2 separate regions of the Mus musculus genome follow, and region 1 is linked to region 2. Evidence: chromatin loops called from intact Hi-C (ENCODE). Cell type or tissue: heart. All regions are shown on one strand. Links, peaks and the distances in the headings refer to the core of each region. The heading gives the core; the rest is flanking DNA. Region 1 overlaps Gm33148 (a long non-coding RNA gene). Region 2 overlaps Igf2os (insulin-like growth factor 2, opposite strand).

Region 1 (8,848 bases), core at 1,802-5,801, 62 kb before region 2:
TCCATTTCTCCTAAAGATAACACCTAAAATCCACCGCCAGGTTTCTTATGACAGAGAAAGTCTTTGATAGGGAGAGGTGAAGGCTCCTTGATTGTGGGAGTGGTCAGAGAGTGACTAAGCTACTCAGCACTCTAGGATCCCCAAGGAAATCATTCTGCAGATGATGGAGGGACTTTGGGATACCCAGGGCAGGCCAGGGCCCTTTCTGACCAGATACAAGCTTAGAACTGGAGAGGCAGCACTGGCTTTTGGCCTCCAGGATTCCCTCTCCCAAAGTCCAGAAGGCAGAGGACAACTACACGGTGAGGGAGGGGTCAGTGCTATACAGCTTGGACCTATATTACTGGCATCCTTGGAAGGAAAACAAATCCTGAGTGGCTGGATCTAGAGGTAAGGTTAGAAGTGGCCCTGAGGACACCGGATCCAGGTAAGACTGTGGCTGTGTGGAGAGGTACTCAGGCCAGGTATTTGCAGAACTTGACAGACTGGTGGAAAGACATATCCTGTATCCTGGTTACTTTTTTTTTTTTTTTTTTTTTTTTTTGGTCTTTTGAGACAGGGTTTCTCTGTGTAGCCCTGGCTGTCCTGGAACTCACTCTGTAGACCAGGCTGGCCTCAAACTCAGTAATCCGCCTGCCTCTGCCCCCCAAGTGCTGGGAGTAAAGGCCTGCACCACCACCACCTGGCCCTGGTTACTTCTTAACCCCTGGGTGCTGATGATTCCTATTGGGTTTCCCTGTGATGAATGTCTGCCCAATGACTCAGAGTTGACCCTTAGAGAGCATCTGATGCTCAGGCAGGAGCAGGCTCCATCAAGGTCATGTTTTTCTTTGCCTGTTTCGGGGGGTGCTGGGGGATGAGCCAGAGCTTCGGGCGTGGTAGGCAGGTGCCACCTAGGGAGATGCACTTCACTCCCTGAGATGAGTATACGTTTGGACATGTCATACCCAAGTGAGACATGTCCTCCAAGGAAGACTAGTTCTCAAGACCTTGTGTGTTTGCAGTTGTATTGGAGTCCAGGGCAAGGAGGGGCCCAGGCAGATGGAATCCACTGGCCTCAGAAGGCACTGCAGCTGGATTATATGACGTTGGATGTGACATGAGCCATCATAGCTCATGAAGAGTTTTGGCATCTGGGGCCACATGGAAGTCTGCCTTCTTGGAGATAGGCATCCTGAATCTAGTTCTAGAGAGGTTTTCTCAGGTGGGTCTGTCACCCCTTTCCTTGCTGAGGCTGGTCCTCTGATTCTGCAGAAGCCTAGGGGCCATGAAAGAAAAGTGATATGTGGTTAGAGATATGCATGGGGCCACGGAAGTGGTATGGAGTGGGTCTTTAGGGGGCAGTGGCTAATAGGGCAGGAAGAACTTGGCATCACGAGCACATCGAGAGATGGTGGTCTAGATGCTGATCCAGATGGTGGCCCAGGGTTCATCTCTCTGGGATGCTCTAGGGCTTGCTATCTCCCTGAGCCTTTGAACTGCTGAACCCTCTGAAATCCACAGATATGACCTCCTTGAAAAAGTTGAGTCTAGGGTCAGGGACTCATGTATAGCCCTCACTGGTGAGTCCTTGTTTCCTCTCGCTCTTTGTGACAGGACTTTGGTGAGCTCAGCTGACCAATCAGTTGCTCAGCCATGGCAGCCTGTGCAAGGACCCAGGGTCACCAAAGATCAGTAGTGATGGGGAATGTTGAGGGACTCTTAGTCTCTTAGTTAGGGTGGTAGGGAAAGGATGACTTCTGAGCCCCAGTGGCTACATGACCTCCACGTTAGCACGTATGTCTCTTCCTAGGGAAGTATGTGATTAAAGTCTTGTTTCTGAGATAGTCTTGCCTAGAACTGAGGGTAGAACAAAATCTATTAGGTATCTAGGTCCCTTCCTTTTGCCCATCTAGAAGGTTCTGGAAGCCCTCTGGCTTCTCTTTTGCTGTGGGCACAACCATGTCCCTTCTTGCTAACTCTACATGGGACTATAGCCAAAGTAATCACGCCCCTGACCTGCTTACCTTTACTGCAGACTAGGCCATGTCAACATTGAGCAGCACCAGCCCTCGCTCAATAGACCCTGACTACAAAAAAAAAAACAAAACAAAAAAAAAACAAAACAAAAAAACGATGTAACCATTGCCTTCATTGCCTTTGTTGGGTCCCCAAACACAGGCCCCAAGCAATTTTTCCCAGAATTCTTTCAATCCCAGCCCCCTGCTCAGCCTGGGCCTTCTGACCAGCTCCAAGCTGCTCACAGCAGGGCAGGCAAACCTTAGCTTGACCCGGGATTCCAGGCTTAGGGCTGGCCACCGGCTGCAGAGATAAATCGAGGAAGTCTCCCCCAGCTCTGGCCCCAGCCAGACCCCTGTGGTGGGCAGGCAAGGGAAAGGAGAGACCCCAGAGGTTTGTTTGCTGTCCCAGCTGGGCTGGCTGTACAGCCCTCTTCCTCTGTCCTGGCTCTGGCCCCGTCAGATCTGAGAATACGGACATCCTTTCATGGGAGCCATCAGTACTCTGGCCTAGAGAAAAGGGACACGAGGGACATGGAAGGACAGAGATCTTCTCCTGATAAGGAGATGTGACTCCAGCTCTTCATTGAGGACATCTAGGATAGTGAGGGCTCCAGAGTGTGATCCCAGCCCTTCTCAGTCTACCCCAGGCTTGCTCACTTGAATCCATAGTCTTCACTATTGAATGTTTTGATCCTGATGGGGGAACCAGTTAGCTTTCTCCTTGGAGAGTGATGGAATCCTCCTCTCCAGACGGGGACAGGGACATCCCCAACCTGGACATATGTGCTTCCTATACCTCCAGGGACCCTTCCACATCCACCAGGAATCCTGGTTTGGAGAGCTCTGTGGTATCACAGGATCTGTGATGTGCACACCACTAGCATGAGTGTCCAGTGTCCATCCAGACAGGTGTCCTCCACTGTCTCATCACATGAGCTGCCATCTTGCAGTGTCTACCTAAGTATAGAGCCATGTCCCAAGCTCTTGGAATCTGGAGGTTATGTCTTCCTCAATGGGTGAAAGACCCTAAAGTCCAGGAGAAGAGAGGAGACTCTGAACCAGCAGGCTGTTAGGAAGGTTGGGGTTCCTTTTATATTTTTTAGCAGCTTATTGTCAGAGGTGGATTTATAGCTGTGCTGGGGGCTGCAGCAGCCCGAGGGGATGTCATTTCCTGAGAGGCCCAGCCCAGCCTTCTACTAGGGCCTTAACTGTAGGGGCTGTGTCTTTAGCTATGCTTGGTGTAGCACCCTGTAACCCCAAAACCTTTTAACAAATGCGACTTCTGAGAGTAGAATTGGTAAAATCCAGGGACTCTGAAGCAGCTGGAAGGTCACCGGGAGGCTAGACTGGGGCTCCATGGGACGAATGGGCCCAGGACTTGAAGGGTGTGACCAGCTAAGATGAGGGTCCTATGTAAGACAGAACAAAAGGAGACAGGAGTGGCAATCCACACCTCCTCTGAAGAGACCCTGAGAAGCAGAATGATGTGGGAACGCCTGACGTCTTCAGGACCCCTAGAGGACCCGAGAAGAAGCAAGAACCCCAAGTCTGAAGGCAGCAAGCATGGGCTGGGGGCATTTTCCACCTGCATCCCCCCCAGGAACCCCACCTCAGTCGCCAAATGGTTGTTATGCTAACCGCTGACCTCACGGGGGCGCAAGAGACAATAAAATTTTAGTTTGGAGGTGCAGTTTGCCTATGGCCAGAACCTCCAGAGCGGAGTCTGCCTAACAGGGTTCCCCCAGCTCTGCTGGAGACCCCACTCCTGGGTAGCTTCCTGATAGGCATCCTACCCCTGCCGGTTCTCTGGCCTCTAACGTCTTTCTGCCCACTCCCCTTCTCCTTCCCTTCCTCTTGTCTTCCTCAGGGCTCTCTCCCACCTCCTCTCCACCCCCATCGACCACCCCCACCCCCCCCTTCCCCTTCCTGCTTCTCAGGGGCCAGGCAGTGGAAGAGGATACTTTTCTGTATGCCCTAGGCTAGGCAGGGACCAACCCCCACTCCCACCCTACAGACAGGCAGGCCCAGCCTTTCTTTGCTGTTACAGAGCTGGAGGGCTCCCATCAGGAGCTGTGAGGGAGGAGTGGTAGCTGGAATTCTAATGACCTTAGGTGTGGGACAGCAAAGGGAAGCAGTAGCTCAGGGACAGCCTGGGAGGGGGCGTGGCCTGAGACAGGCTGGGAGGAGATAGCGCTGAGACAAAGCCCTGGATAGGGGCCCTGGACAGAGAGCTGGGTGGTAAGATACCTGATAGCAGAGGGAGGGACGAATGGGGTGGGGACAGGAAGGCTGGCAGGGTTCCAGGGAGGGCTGTTTCAGGGGATGGTGGGGGAAGGGAGGCCCAGCTTTAGGCAGGAGCAGTGTGTGTGTGGGGTGGGGGGGTGGGGATGAGGGGAGGGTGCCACTCCCAGGTCAACCGGGCACTGGCTTTGTTGGGGAGTGGGGGTCTTGAGAGAGGCTGAGGGAGATTGTCCAGGGTCTGTTAGGGAGCTCCTCGCTGGTGTGGGCCGGTAGAAAAAGGAACAGAGACTGGAGAGTCATAGAAAAATTTTAAGTGAGAGTTGATGGAGACAGGAAGTACTTGGGAAGTTAGACGTTGCTCCTGGGCCTTGTTCCTCCAAGGAAAGTTCTAAAGCAAACTCCCTAGCATGTCCTTTCCAGGACAGATCACTACCCTTGCTGAATTTGTCCCTCACCTTTCTATGTCCTTCCACGTGTCCCCAGGCGGATGCCTCTTCCTCTCAGCACTGGCTGCACTCTAGGCTTGAGGTGGCAGTTCCCAGGACTCCCAGGATGCTGTAAGCACACTTGATTGGAGGACAGCCAGCCGATTTCTTCTTTTTTTTCCCAGCTTAGAATCTCAGTGGAGGCACTCGTGGGGGACAGTCCCGAAGAATGAGGAATACAGGGTGGACAGTGAATTCAGCGGCCCACAAGGCTAAGTGGAGTGGCCAGCAGAAAGCTCCTCGTGGGGTTACTGAGGTTGGTCATTTGTCCAAACCTGAGGAGCCGTGAAAGTCTTCACAGTCAGGTCAGGAGCAAGCATGGAAGCAGGGAGGCCCGGTGGAGAACTTGGTAGGAACCAGGTAGGTTCAGCTCCTCTGGGAAAGCCCACGCTTGTCTTGTGTAATAGTATACCTTTGTAGGTGATTGTGCCAGGGAGAAACTGAGGCTGAAGGACCCTAGTGGCCACTGCTGGGCCACATGCTACATTCTGCTCTCTTATTGCTTTCAGGTCAGGTCTCCAGGGAAAAGTAGCATACCCTCTTCTAAATCTGTCCTCCCCTCTCCAACCTCAGTTTCCCCTTGAGTGCTTAGCTCCAGGCAAGCTGAGCAGGAGGTAGGGTCCTATAGTCTCAGCACAGCTTAGAACTGAGACAGCATCTCTGGGAGACAAGGGGCAGAGGCAGAGACCAGGAAAGGGGTACATCTAGATACGTGGGTTCCTCTGGGCTCACACTTGGATCTTCTTTGAGATTAGTGGCTCAGGTCTGGCTCCAGCATAACCCAGGTCTCTATCTTTCCTTTTGTTTCCAATTCTTTCTTTCATCCCTCCTGTCTAGAGGAGGGTTGGTGGAACTTGGGTGTGGCAGAGCCCCTGGGAACTAGAGGAGAAGGAAAGGCCCAAGACCAGGGGACCAAGCCCCATATGGAGCATACTGGGGACAGAAAGGTCCCACGGATAGACTGGCCAGTAGGCTTGGTGGGATTCCCTGCTAGCTATGGGCTCTGTGGATAAGAAGAGGCGTGTGGTGGCGCACGCCTTTAATCCCAGCACTTGGGAGGCAGAGGCAGGCGGATTTCTGAGTTCGAGGCCAGCCTGGTCTACAGAGTGAGTTCCAGGACAGCCAGGACTACACAGAGAAACCCTGTCTCGAAAAACCAAAAAAAAAAAAAAAAAAAAAAAAAAAAAAAAAAAAAAAAAAAAGAGGGTCTTCATGTCTGATGAAAGTAGCCAAAATGTGGCTTTATCCAGTTTGTTCTTTAGCCTTTGCTTCCCAATATGAAAGGGCCTTCATCTTTGCCTGGGAGCCAGTGTTCCCAGGAACCTCTATACTAGCTAAATCCAGCAAGGGCAGTTGTGTGTGTGTGTGGGGGGGGGCGGGCTTGTAGCCCCTCACTGGAACTGTGTGAGGGTAGGACCATGGAGTGCAGCCACCTGCCTATGTCCATCACTTAATCCCCCGCCCAGCCTACTGCCTGGTCCCAGCAGGCAGTGCACTAGGGTGGGTGTGAACAAGTCCTCCAAGGGTCTTTTTGTCTGTTTAACTCCTTGAGGCTGGGACTGAGGCTGGCCATGTGTTGGTAGGCTGTGTTAGGAGGTGTGGGGAAGGTCTGTGAGTTGGGGGAGGAGCTGGTTCTGTCCTGTTAGCTATTTGCTAACTGAACCACTTCAGACACTTCTTAAACTTCATTAAATGGACAAATCTTTGTCCTCTCTGACAGGATTTCGCTCGTAGAAACACCCAGAGGCACTTGGAGCTAGAAATGAGGAGGCACGGATGAGGGAGAGGCCTGGGAAGGAGGAGACCCCAGGTGGGGGAGGTGAACCATGAAGGTGGCTGCATCAGGGACAAAGGCTCTTAAACCCACAACTCAAGTCCCTGAGGCCATTGTGGAATAAGTGAGGCACGGGGTACTAGGCCACTGGGGTATCCAAGGGGTACCATCAAGGTAGCACCTTATCTTCAGGCCTCCCTAGGAGCCCTGCCGTGCAGAAGCACAACCCTGAAACTTCCTGCCCCTGCATTTTAAGTCTAGGACTTCAGAGTGATGTGCTAGGCAAAGAGCCTGTCAGTTACACCTGGGGGCTTCCTGTCTCCATCTCCAGCCTCCCAAAATCTGCTGTCTCCTTGGTGTCTCCAGACTTTCACAACCCTCTCATCGGGGCCCTCCTGAGATACTCGACATTCATGAGAGGTGACATGGCTATCTTTCTAGAAACATCAAGGAAATTGAAGCCTTCTTTGCTTACCATCCACAGGAATCATGTCTGGCATGCTATGGCAATCAGTTGCAACAGGAACAGCATGAATGAACTCAAGGGACACACCCAGCAAGCTGCCTTGACCAGAGCCTGGAAGGATTGGTGAGTTCCCTAGGGCACCATGCAGTAAGCACTTGTCCTCACAGCTAATGACCCCTATATGCTGTGTGTCCTCAGATCACGTCCCATAATGGAGAGCTGGAGTCTAGTTCATGAGAACCCACAGAAATTAAGGTAATGTGGTTAGGGTCATTGCTAGAGAAGGCTCTAGGAGTTCCACACCCCGCCCCCCTGATCGGCAGGAAAAGAGAGGAGGAAGCCACTGGGCCTGGCTTGAGCTTCTGAAACCTCAAAGCCCACCCCCAATGACACATGTCCTCCAAGGCCATGCCTCCTAGTACTGCCACTCCCTATGAGTCAGTGGGGGCCATTTTCATTCAAACCACACCACAACATGGTATCCTCCACCTGGAATCCAACATTTTCCATTTGAACCCTTCACACTCCATTTTCCACTTTGCAGCATTCACTATCCACCCCATGCTCTCCATCCTCCATCTTTTACTCTCCTCTCTCTCCACTCTAAATCCCATCTTTTATTCATCTGCATCCTCCATACTCCATTGTTTGCTCTCCATCTTCTCCACCATTCCTCCTGCACTCTTCACATCAGCTCTCCATATTCTTTTTCATCTCTTCAACCTCCACTTCTCATTTTTCCTTCCCCATGCCTCCTTCACTTCCATCCACCATGCACCATGCATGGCCCATCTTCTTTATTTCATCACGGTACCAACACCTCCTACTCGACACTCTGCTCTACAGTCCGTTCTCTATCCTCCATGCTTTTGCAGGCTTCGACACATCATTAGACATTCCCTGTACTCCATACTGTATTCTTCTTACATATCACATTTCCCTTCCCACCTTCATATTGTATACCTCATTGCTTCCTCTCACTTCTCCATTCTGTAATCTATCTCCCAGCCCTTCTCCTCTTCATGCCATTTCCTATACTGTATTTTATACTACATGTTTGCATGTTTTGTATATGTTTTATAAACTCTGCATTTCCTTCCTCGTTACCCATACACTATTTTCTACCTCCATTTATTTGTGTTTTTAAGTTGTATTTATTTTTGTTTATTGTGAGTCTGTGCCTATGTGCCTGGATATGCATATCATAGCACATGTGTGAAGGCCAGAGGGAAACTTTGTGGAATTCTTACTTAGTATTCTGTAATGTTTCCTAGTTTCTCCATTCACCATTGCACATGCTCTAGCTTCATTTGCTGTGGACCATATTGTGTTCTTTACACCCCATATGGAATATGAGATATTCTACCTTCTACCCTCGAGTCTCTCTTTACACACAAAGCTCCGTTCTCTGCTTCCACAGTCTGCTCTCAGCTCTATACTCCACACACCGTTCTACACAGTTTTTCTATTCCCTGGACACCATAATATATTCATCACAATCTATTTGTTCTACATGTTGTGCTCTCCACACAAACATTCCGTTCTCAATGTTCATACTTTTTACTTTGTTCTGCATTGCCAATTACCAATATGCTCATCATCTATTCCCCATATACCATACTCCATACGCTTCACCATTATTCTCTCTATTCCATGTTCCTAATGCCATCCTCCACACCTACTGAACATCATGCTGTTCTCCTCACCCCACTTACACTGTTCCATTTCCCACACCCAGTGCTCACTATGCACATCTTCACTCCCAGTGTACACGATGCCCTCTCCACTCCGATGTGCACCTTGCCATTCTTCACGCCTGATGTACGTCTTGCCATTCTCCATGCCTGATGTTTGTTTTCCACATAGGAGCACACCGCGCCAT
Region 2 (8,848 bases), core at 2,099-6,098:
GGGAACAAAAAACAAAGGGCACATGGATCTGCCTTAGGAAGGCAACTTCTGGAAGGGGTGGCAGGGCTTCTCCCCATAAACATTATACCGGTGGATTAAGGAGTCTGGGATCCCAGTTGCAGGGAAAAAAAGCTTTGTGCACAAATGAATGTGCAACTGGGAGTGCTGTGGCTGCTGCTCCAAATTCCTGCCTGTGCACAGGGAACACGGAGGGGGGGGGGGGAGGGGGAGTTAAAGACAGACACAGCCAGGAGAAAAGCAGTTTTTGTACTTAAACCCTGCTAGGGAATAGCAAGGCACATCATCCTATCTATCTACCCTCCAGTATCCTGGTGGTAGTTAGGAGGTACAGGATATAAAAACAGGGAAACTTTGCTTTTAAAATTTTATATATATATATATATATATATACATACATCTACATAATATATATGTATAATAATAATACACACCCCCACACTGCTCTAGAATCTCTGGCCCCTCTGCACAGTTTAGCCGGGAGTGGGGTGGGGGTGGGGGGGAGGAGCGGGGGGAGCATACACCAGGGGGAAAATGTTCACACAGAAAAATTTCACATTTGCAAAAACAGCTGTGTACTCCTGCTGGGAAGAGAAAGAGCGCTGCCTCTCCCCTTTGCATGGTAGATTAGAGAACGAAACCATACTTTCCTTGTAGCTTTGTGCAGCCCTTTAAGTCCCAGTCCCAGTTGTCCTTTTGTCCCCTCAGAAGTTGAAGTCACTCTTAAGACCGTCCGGTTTAGCGGCAACCTTCCCCCTCTTCAGAGACTAACTGAAGGACCCTAACTCTCCCAAGTCCCCAGCCACCTACCCACACCAGAATATTTAAACTGCACCTTCACTCATACACAAAAGGCATGAACAAGGGGAAATCAATTAGTTACCTGTACTCTAGTCGCTTCGTAGTTCCTGAAGTTCCCGGACGGTGGATAAAGAGGACCGGGGAGTCACTGGTGCCCAAGATTCTCTTCCGAAATTGCCCGGACGATGATCCGCTGGCTGGGTCAATATTAGCAGCCCCCTCCAAAGCAGGGGGTGCTCTGGTTGTGGTGCCCGGGCCCTCCAGCCGGGGCGACGATGTTGCGGCGGGGCTGGAAGGGGCTGAGTCTGAGTCTGAAGAGACGGTGAGAGGGAGTTTTAGAGCGTGCATGATAACAGAGCCCCTAGAAGTGGCTTCTGCTCTCCACCACTGAGTAAGGCACCTGCTCGAATGACACCACGCTTTTATCCCTCACCTCGTCCCCTCCACGCCCACTTCCAGCCCCCTCCAAATTTGGGAAATGATATGCCAGTAAAGTACTGCAAAGACTTATGGGGCAGCTGGCTATGGCGCTTTCCCACACTAGGGTATGGGGGCATTAGAGGGTGGGGCTTTGGCCCCTGCCTGACAGACAGGAAGGCGTCTATGCAGGTTTGAATTAAGCTAGAAGCACTTCCTGTTAGCTAGGGGGTAGGGACTATGTGCAGGGGTGGAGAGTGGGTGGGGCTTCACTGGATTGACACCTGGCAGTCACCTGACACCCTGGAATGTCTGTGGGCGTGGCACAGGTAAAAAGGGGCGTGGCTTATGCAAATTAGGGTCCGGATTTAAAATAAATATTAAAATTACTTTCTAAGGTCTTCCGGGTGTGGTGTATCCTTGTGGCACAGCGCCATCTTGTCGCCTCATGTTTCATGGACACTCAATTTAGAATTCTTCTCTGTCATCAGTCATCTGACCTGGCCCCCTGCCCTTTATGAGTGGTGCCAAACACTAAGCATACTGGTGCAGATGGCATGTATAGTGACACTTGTTCACCCTTTTGGGGATGTTATTTGGGTGGGTTCTCACCCCTTTTTAGCCGAGTTGCAGTGCTGTTTAAGGCACGTACTCAAACGCTGTTTAAGGAACGGACTCAAATGTCCTTCTTAAAGGACAGCTGCTGAGATGGGGCTCAGATAACAAGTATTGCCTGAAGTCACATTTAAACTCTGAGACCTTTGTTCCTGGCTTTGAGGGAAAACAGAGAGTAAAGACAAGAAAAAAAAAAAAAAAAAAAAAAAAAAAAAAAAAAAAGAAAGAAAGAAAGAAAGAAAGAAAGAAAAAAAAAAGCACTCCACAAAAACCCACTAGTCTCTACCCTTTGCACTTTTGCATTCCAGCTAATCTTTTTTATTTTACTCAGCTTATAAGCCCAAGCTAAGACTTAATTATTCCCTCTCCATTTGTTGTCCAAGTTCCACCTGAAGTCACTTACTTAGTGGTTGAGATAGGCATGTTTAGGGAGAATGAGACTTTCTGTAGGGGAAGATAAACTTTATGGTAATCTATACTTGATGGAGGTATGATACAGATATCCTATTCCATGGGAGAAGGGCAAGTGGGATTTCTCACTATGCTTGTGGATGACCCCAAATCATATATGAGATTTATAACAGAGGGCATTTCATGCTTATCAGAGTGAGGCAGTCTTTTTCTTGTGAAGATTCTAGACCTACTCTAGGCCCTGAGACTAGAAGTATGTGACAAGTGCTGCCCTCTATTGTCCACAGCAACATGCTTGACATTGCAAACTGCTACCACTAAGGCTCTCTGAGAATGTTTGGCTGTGATTTACTAAGCCAGAGGTTGACATGAAGAAAGTGAAGGATTTCTCCAAACCTGTGAAGAGATTCCATGAAAGCTCCAAGAGAGGCGCTTCCTCTGAGCTGGTAGAAGGATAAGGGGCTATAAAGAAATAATGGCTATATCCTAGAGGTCACAGCCAGAGAAGAAAAACTTTATTTTTCTTAAATGTATCCAAGCTCTATTCCCTTGAATTCCCCTCATAATAGGCCCAGAGCTATTTATTTTATTTTATTTTATTGTATTTTATTTTAAACACTGATTGTTTAAGGAAGGGAAGAATGCAGGCAACAAGTGCCCATGGAGGAGTAACTAAACCATAGTGCCACTGAGGCAAGAATGGGGCACAAAGTATCAGTGAGTTAGAGTTTGAAGGGCATAGCCCTTCAAAATTTTATTTCATGTTCCATGGACACAGTCTAGGGGACACAGGAGGAAGGGACCATTAAAGAAAAGAACAAATATTGAGGTGTAACTATGAAGACACAGCACAGAAAAAACAATAAAATGAAACTACTCTCTTGAGGCTTGGGTGGAGAGTCATCTAATTCAGGGGATCTGCCTGGACTCTCATTTATGGAAAACAAAGCTGAAGTACCTCTAGAAATCCACAGCACCCAGTTTTTCTTCCTGGACTGCTAAAGTGACCTCATGCTGAATCTGATAGATATATCTTTAATTACAATCCACAATCTAAAGTTATCACTGCAGGGATCTGGGGGTACTCAGGGAAGGGAAGTGGTAAGAGGCAAAGCTGTAATTCTCTCCCCTACAGAGAGAAGGCCTTCTATAGCATCATGGTATAAGTGATTTCTGTAGCCTTGTACTTGGGACTGAGGATCCCCCTCCCTTGTCCTATCAGGCATTCTTTCCTTTGCATATCGGTGGGATGTACAAGGGTGGATTAAACACTGTTCTTAATCCTCATTGGCTTCTCCACCATTCTGCACCTGAAAAGGGAATTTGCAAATCCGGCTCGAGCTTGACATCTGGTGGTCATTTAAGAGATTGCACTGACTCTTCAGAACATGCCTCTTTCCCAACAATCCTAACTATAAGGTGCTTTACCAAGCCTTGAGAATGGAAAGAAGAGGAAGGAAGGTGTTAGGGCTGGAGACGTAGTTCAGTGGTAGAGAATCTTGCAAGCATGTGCTCAATCCATAGCACAGGAAAACAACAACAACAACAACAACAACAACAACAACAACAACAACAACAACAACAAATCTTCTTATCCTACCTCACATTTGTCCCTAACCCATGCACACTGATTTCTTCCCCTTGGCTGACTGGCAAGGCTGAGTCAACCTTCTCAAAAGCTACAACTCCACATCTGAAAACCCAGGAAACCTCCTGTTTGGAGATAAGAGGTCCATTCTATATATTTCTACCCACTGGGCATCACATTGGAAGAGAGTGTGTACAGGGAGGGGCCAATGACTGCCTAGGTTCAAATACCTATTCTGCTCATTACATTGGGCAATCAGTCTACCCCAGACCTCCATTTTCCCTTCTGACTCCACAGATTATTTCTGGAACCACATAGAAATGAATTTGGAACAGTCCAGAACCTATAGTTGTGAGGCACCTGTCCATAAAGGCACTTCTACCTGTTCAAACAAAACTTTACTCCAGAGGGGACTCTGGGATTTGGGGTGGAACTCTGGTTAGGTATGCCTTGAGTACTGATCTAGGACTTTAAAGAACTGCAAAGACCTTCTTGGCCCAACATACACAGTGAACCTCAGGATCAGAGGATTCCTTGTCTGCAACATGGTGCAGCTGGTCTCTCCCAAGAGCTTACTCTTGACTAAATTGTTTCTCCCCAATTCACTTCAAGATGAGTGGATGCCTCAATCCTCCATCTCTAGGGGATCCTGTCCCTTAAGATATGGTGTCTTTCATATACCCATGGCTATATTAGGAGTATATACAGGAAGTGTGCCCATTTCCTCTTCTCCATGATACCCACATGAGAGCAATGGCTATCTCCAGAAGATGAAAGCCAGAGACTCTCAGATCCAAGACATTAGTCTCCACCTACTTGATCCACTAGCTTTCATTCTTTAGGTCCACTGACTGAAGGAGGCTGAGGGTACTTCTTATACCCTCAATACACACTATTTGTACAATTTGTAGCTATAGCTACCCCTTGCTTATGCCATGGCCAGTTCACATGCCAGGCCTTAGAGAAGTACTCAGTATTTTTTTTTTTTTTGACCTGGCTTTTGGCAATTTATTTATTTATTTTTTTTAAAGATTTATTTATTTATTATATGTAAGTACACTGTAGCTGTCTTCACACACTCCAGAAGAGGGCATCAGATCTTGTTACAGATGGTTGTGAGCCACCATGTGGTTGCTGGGATTTGAACTCTGGACCTTCAGAAGAACAGTCGGGTGTTCTTACCCACTGAGCTATCTCACCAGCCCCGAAGTACTCAGTATTAGTCCAATCAAGGCTCATAGCAGTGCCTGGCCATATGAGGAAGCCATATGGACTTGCCTCAGGCTACAAACTATAGAATACAGACACTGCTTCAGGAAGCTACTCCACTCATTTCTTCCTCACTTTTAAGGTCTGACTGTGTAGCTAGAGCTGGGATATGGGGATCCTTCCTTTACTAGTTCTCTGTCAGCTTTTCTCCCACTCAGCCAGCCCTTCCCATCTCCTTTTCAATATTTGGGTCCAGGTTGGAGCACTTCACCTTTTACTAGTTCCCTAGTCCTGCCAACTGATACTGTTCTTCATCCTCAGGTAGCATTTGCCAGGGCACAGATGTGGGTGCCTCATTTTACCTCTGGTCATCAGCTCATTCTGTCTGCTGCTGGGTCACCAGGTGTTGCTGACCCATGCTCAGGATCTGGGCCTATAGAAATTAGGAGGAGTCTTCCAGGTCATCCATAGTCGAGGTCACCATGGGTCTTAGGGATTGGACAGGAGAGAGGAGACCCAGCTGGAGCAGGACTCAGTTCTAAGCCAGGGTAGCCTTTGAAGAGCAGAGGGGGAGTGCCAGGGCCTCAGCATGAACAGCCGCAAGCTGGCAGGGCTGAGGGACTCTGCTCTGTTGTCCACAAACACAGATGGACTGGGAAAGCCAGAGGGAGGTCCTGGTGGAATGTGGCTCATCACTAGCAGCAGGATTCTAAAGGCTTCGCAGGACTGCAAGGGATGAGGCCTCATGGAAACATGAGAGTCTGTGGACCTCTAGGTTGGGCAGCTTTAAGACATACGTCTGTTGTTGGCAAATTGGTAAAGAATCCATCATTAGTCTACAGGTGAGAGCCATACATGGCCTTTGGGACTTGGCTGGCACAGCCAACCAGAGTCGGTGACCTTAGCCCAGAGGTCAGATAACTGGATCTACTCACTTTGAGCATATGGATGAAGCACTGAGTGGGTGATGCATCACCATGACAACTTTCAGTCTGAGGATCCCAGGCCTAGGCCCTTCTTGGAGAGAGAGGCATGCTGGCAATCCTAGGCCCAGCCTAGGCCCAGATTCAAGGGTCTGACGCAGGGGTCTGCAGATCAGGCACGGGATTCTGACTACCTGCAGCAGAAGGGTGTTATAGGTGAGGTGTTTGTACCAAGGTGGTGGTGGGAGACAGGATACCTGGGAGCCAGGCAGTGAGCCAGTGACTCCAAGGGGGCTGGCTCAAAGCCACTGGGTAACTTGGCGCCAGCACAGCACGGCTGGACCACACAGGGCCACCTCCACAGCTTCACTTTCGAAGGAATCCGCCTTGCTGTTCTGTGGCCCAGCCAGAAACAATAGTTGGAGGGGGGAAGAGAAAAGAGACACGGCATCCAGACTGTTCTTCAGCTCGACTACCCCTGGCCACACCACCCCCAACATTCTTTTCAAAAATGACCTTCCCTTCTCAGCGCTGAGCGGAAGGTAGACATGGGAAAGAGCTGACCTTGTCCCAGATGGACTCTGCGTGAAGCATCCTGCACCCTGGGGTCCCTGTAGCCCCTACTTCATGTGAAAACTAGAGTTTTGTCTTCCAGCCTGTGTGCCTAAGAACACTCCAAGCAAAGGAAGGGATTACTGGATCTTCTGGCTCCCAGTCTCTGTGTCCACTAGGGCTCTGGGAACCACAAAGGTCCCAGCTGGAAATAGACAGTCTGCTCCCCTGGCCTGTTTGCTTAGCCATCGTGTGAGGTGTTGCATGGATTACCTCCTACACTCTCCTCTAGGCAGCTGTAATTCTAGACAGGTAGAAGATGACTCTAACCTGAGACATTCTAGGAATGGTGCAGACACCTGGATATTTATTTGTTCCTCCTCCATGGGAATCTAGGAAACCTAAACCCCAAAGGTGCACATCCAGTCTTTCCTTCCCAAACCTCATACTCTCCACAATTTAGAGCAGTCAGCGTCTTGGGAAGCTTCTTTGTTCCTGTGACTGCAGAGGAGCAAAGGGAGACACTATGCAGCCTCTAGAAGGATCTACTATGATAAGCCAGCCCTTCAGACTTGTTGTAGTACTTCAAAAGCAAGGTTTTGGTGACCTCTGCTGGACGCTTCCATGACTAACCATTTCTGGCTATGGTATCTAGATTTCAAATGTCTACTCCAAAACAGTAGTTATCTGCACGGAGGGACACCCAATCTGAGTTTGTGGGAAGGCTCCTCAGGGGTCTCCATCATTCACATCTAGGCTAGAAAGCCACCAACTAGTGCTTGAGGCTGCCTAGTGACAACTTTTCTGGGTGGGTTGACTTAAGAGCTATCTGGTTCCTACTCCTTGGTTCAGAACCTTGCTGGGTATAAGGATCTCAAAGGGTAAAAAATGGACCTCAGCATCCCTGACCCTACCTCTCATATCACTCAGGGCCTGTTCAGCCTGAGAGAACATGAGTACAGTAAATATTTATTGATAATGTAAGAAAGCAAATAAGGTCCCTGGGGCTAGGCTGAGGTGTCAGCTCATTTGGACCCGGAGACAATGTAATCTAGGGGAGCCAACCTCTAGGCAGCTACATTGGAAGACCATATTAGGTGTTGGGTAATCTATACTGTGAGTAGCATAGCACTGAGCATAGCAGAAGAGTGGCTTCCCTGGCTCCAGGCCTCAATCTCCCCATGTGTAGTATTAGTATGAGTCTCTCCATCCCATATATATGGAGCTGAACTGCTTCATCAATCCAGGCAAGAGGTATATTGGCTATCCTTAGTAATACCCTGGCCTTCCAGATGGTAGGCAGAGGCAATGAGGTCCCCATAAGACACAGCTAAATCTCAAATACCAAAGCAACAACACAGCTAGCTGGGTAAACATGGTTATCACTGCAGACCCCATGGACAAGGGGAGCTCCTGTGCTGCAGGGCTGCGCTGAAGGGCCTCAGCAAGGTCAGCAGGAGTGCCTGAGCCAGGTCAAGGACTGACCTACATGGGGTGACCTAGGGCTTAAAGGAACATCTGAAGTCCTCTGCTGGGATGTCTGGGGTTAGCACCCAGGGTGATGCTGATCAAAGACTGAATCCGGTTTGACCTCTGCTCCCTGGGCACTGGTTCAGTTTGAGTGGCTTCTTCTTGTCCACTCTTGGAGGGATTGAGAGACAGCACATGTCCATCTCTAGTATTCTGCTTCCTCTCCTCAAGGCCAGTAGGAAGTAGAGCTCTAAACTAGAGTTTCAGAATGCCTCAGGAAGGCATGGGGCATGTGCCTCAGCCTGCACAGGTTGGTTCTGGGGCAACCTGCCTCTCCCTTGAGGTCGGAGTCAAAGGCTGCAGGAGTGAAGCCATAGATAGGAATCTGGATATCTGGACCATATTTCTGTTTCTAGAACCCCATAGCACTAGTCCACCACATTTCCTGAAAAGCTTGACTCGCCCCACAAGGCCCAAGGACCCAAAGATTTTTGTTCCCTTTACCCGTGACTCATATGCCCTCCAGAAAGTTTGTGGCACTTGAACAGTAGGGTACCCTATCTGCTACCCTACCCAAGACCCTGGGGAGTTCCATAGAATGACCCCAGGCTCCTCCTTCTTTCTTCTTTTGGGTCCAGTGTCTATCCATCCACTCATCCATTATGTTCATTTCTGGCCTTCCTTTTTCAGGGGGATGGCTGGCTATGGCCTTGTGACATTTCTCTAGGTGGGGCTGTGGTATTGTCACAGAGAGGGGGTGACCAGGAAGGGTTCTTAGCACTGCTGGAGGAGGCTTCCCAGCCAACAAGTACCAGCAAGGAGGCCTATGTCTAGTTCAGAGACT

The links. A loop is a pair of places that touch in the nucleus more often than their neighbours do. Peaks named below come from ENCODE experiments on the same cell type or tissue, not always from the same donor. Only the 100,000 strongest peaks of a DNase experiment are listed, where the experiment ranks them.
Region 1: it touches region 2 in a loop (8-fold over the local background); 20 of 42 quality-filtered maps call a loop at or near these places.

What each region holds. Positions count from the first base shown.
Region 1 is chr7:142,607,109-142,615,956 of GRCm38, forward strand. It overlaps Gm33148 (a long non-coding RNA gene), which reads left to right. Exons shown (of 4, transcript XR_003946903.1): 3 at 4,852-5,086; 4 at 6,985-8,848. Among named protein-coding and RNA genes, the nearest start is that of Gm33148, 20 kb to the left of the region's middle. In heart, for the core only: a CTCF peak has its summit at 3,646 (motif pointing right); a DNase peak (open chromatin) is centred at 3,673; H3K4me3 peaks cover 1,863 bases; H3K27ac peaks cover 3,825 bases.
Region 2 is chr7:142,668,720-142,677,567 of GRCm38, forward strand. It overlaps Igf2os (insulin-like growth factor 2, opposite strand), which reads left to right. Exons shown (of 4, transcript NR_002855.3): 4 at 1-1,637. Among named protein-coding and RNA genes, the nearest start is that of Ins2, 6.6 kb to the right of the region's middle. In heart, for the core only: CTCF peaks have their summits at 2,531 (motif pointing left) and 3,616 (motif pointing left); no DNase peak of the experiment used is centred there.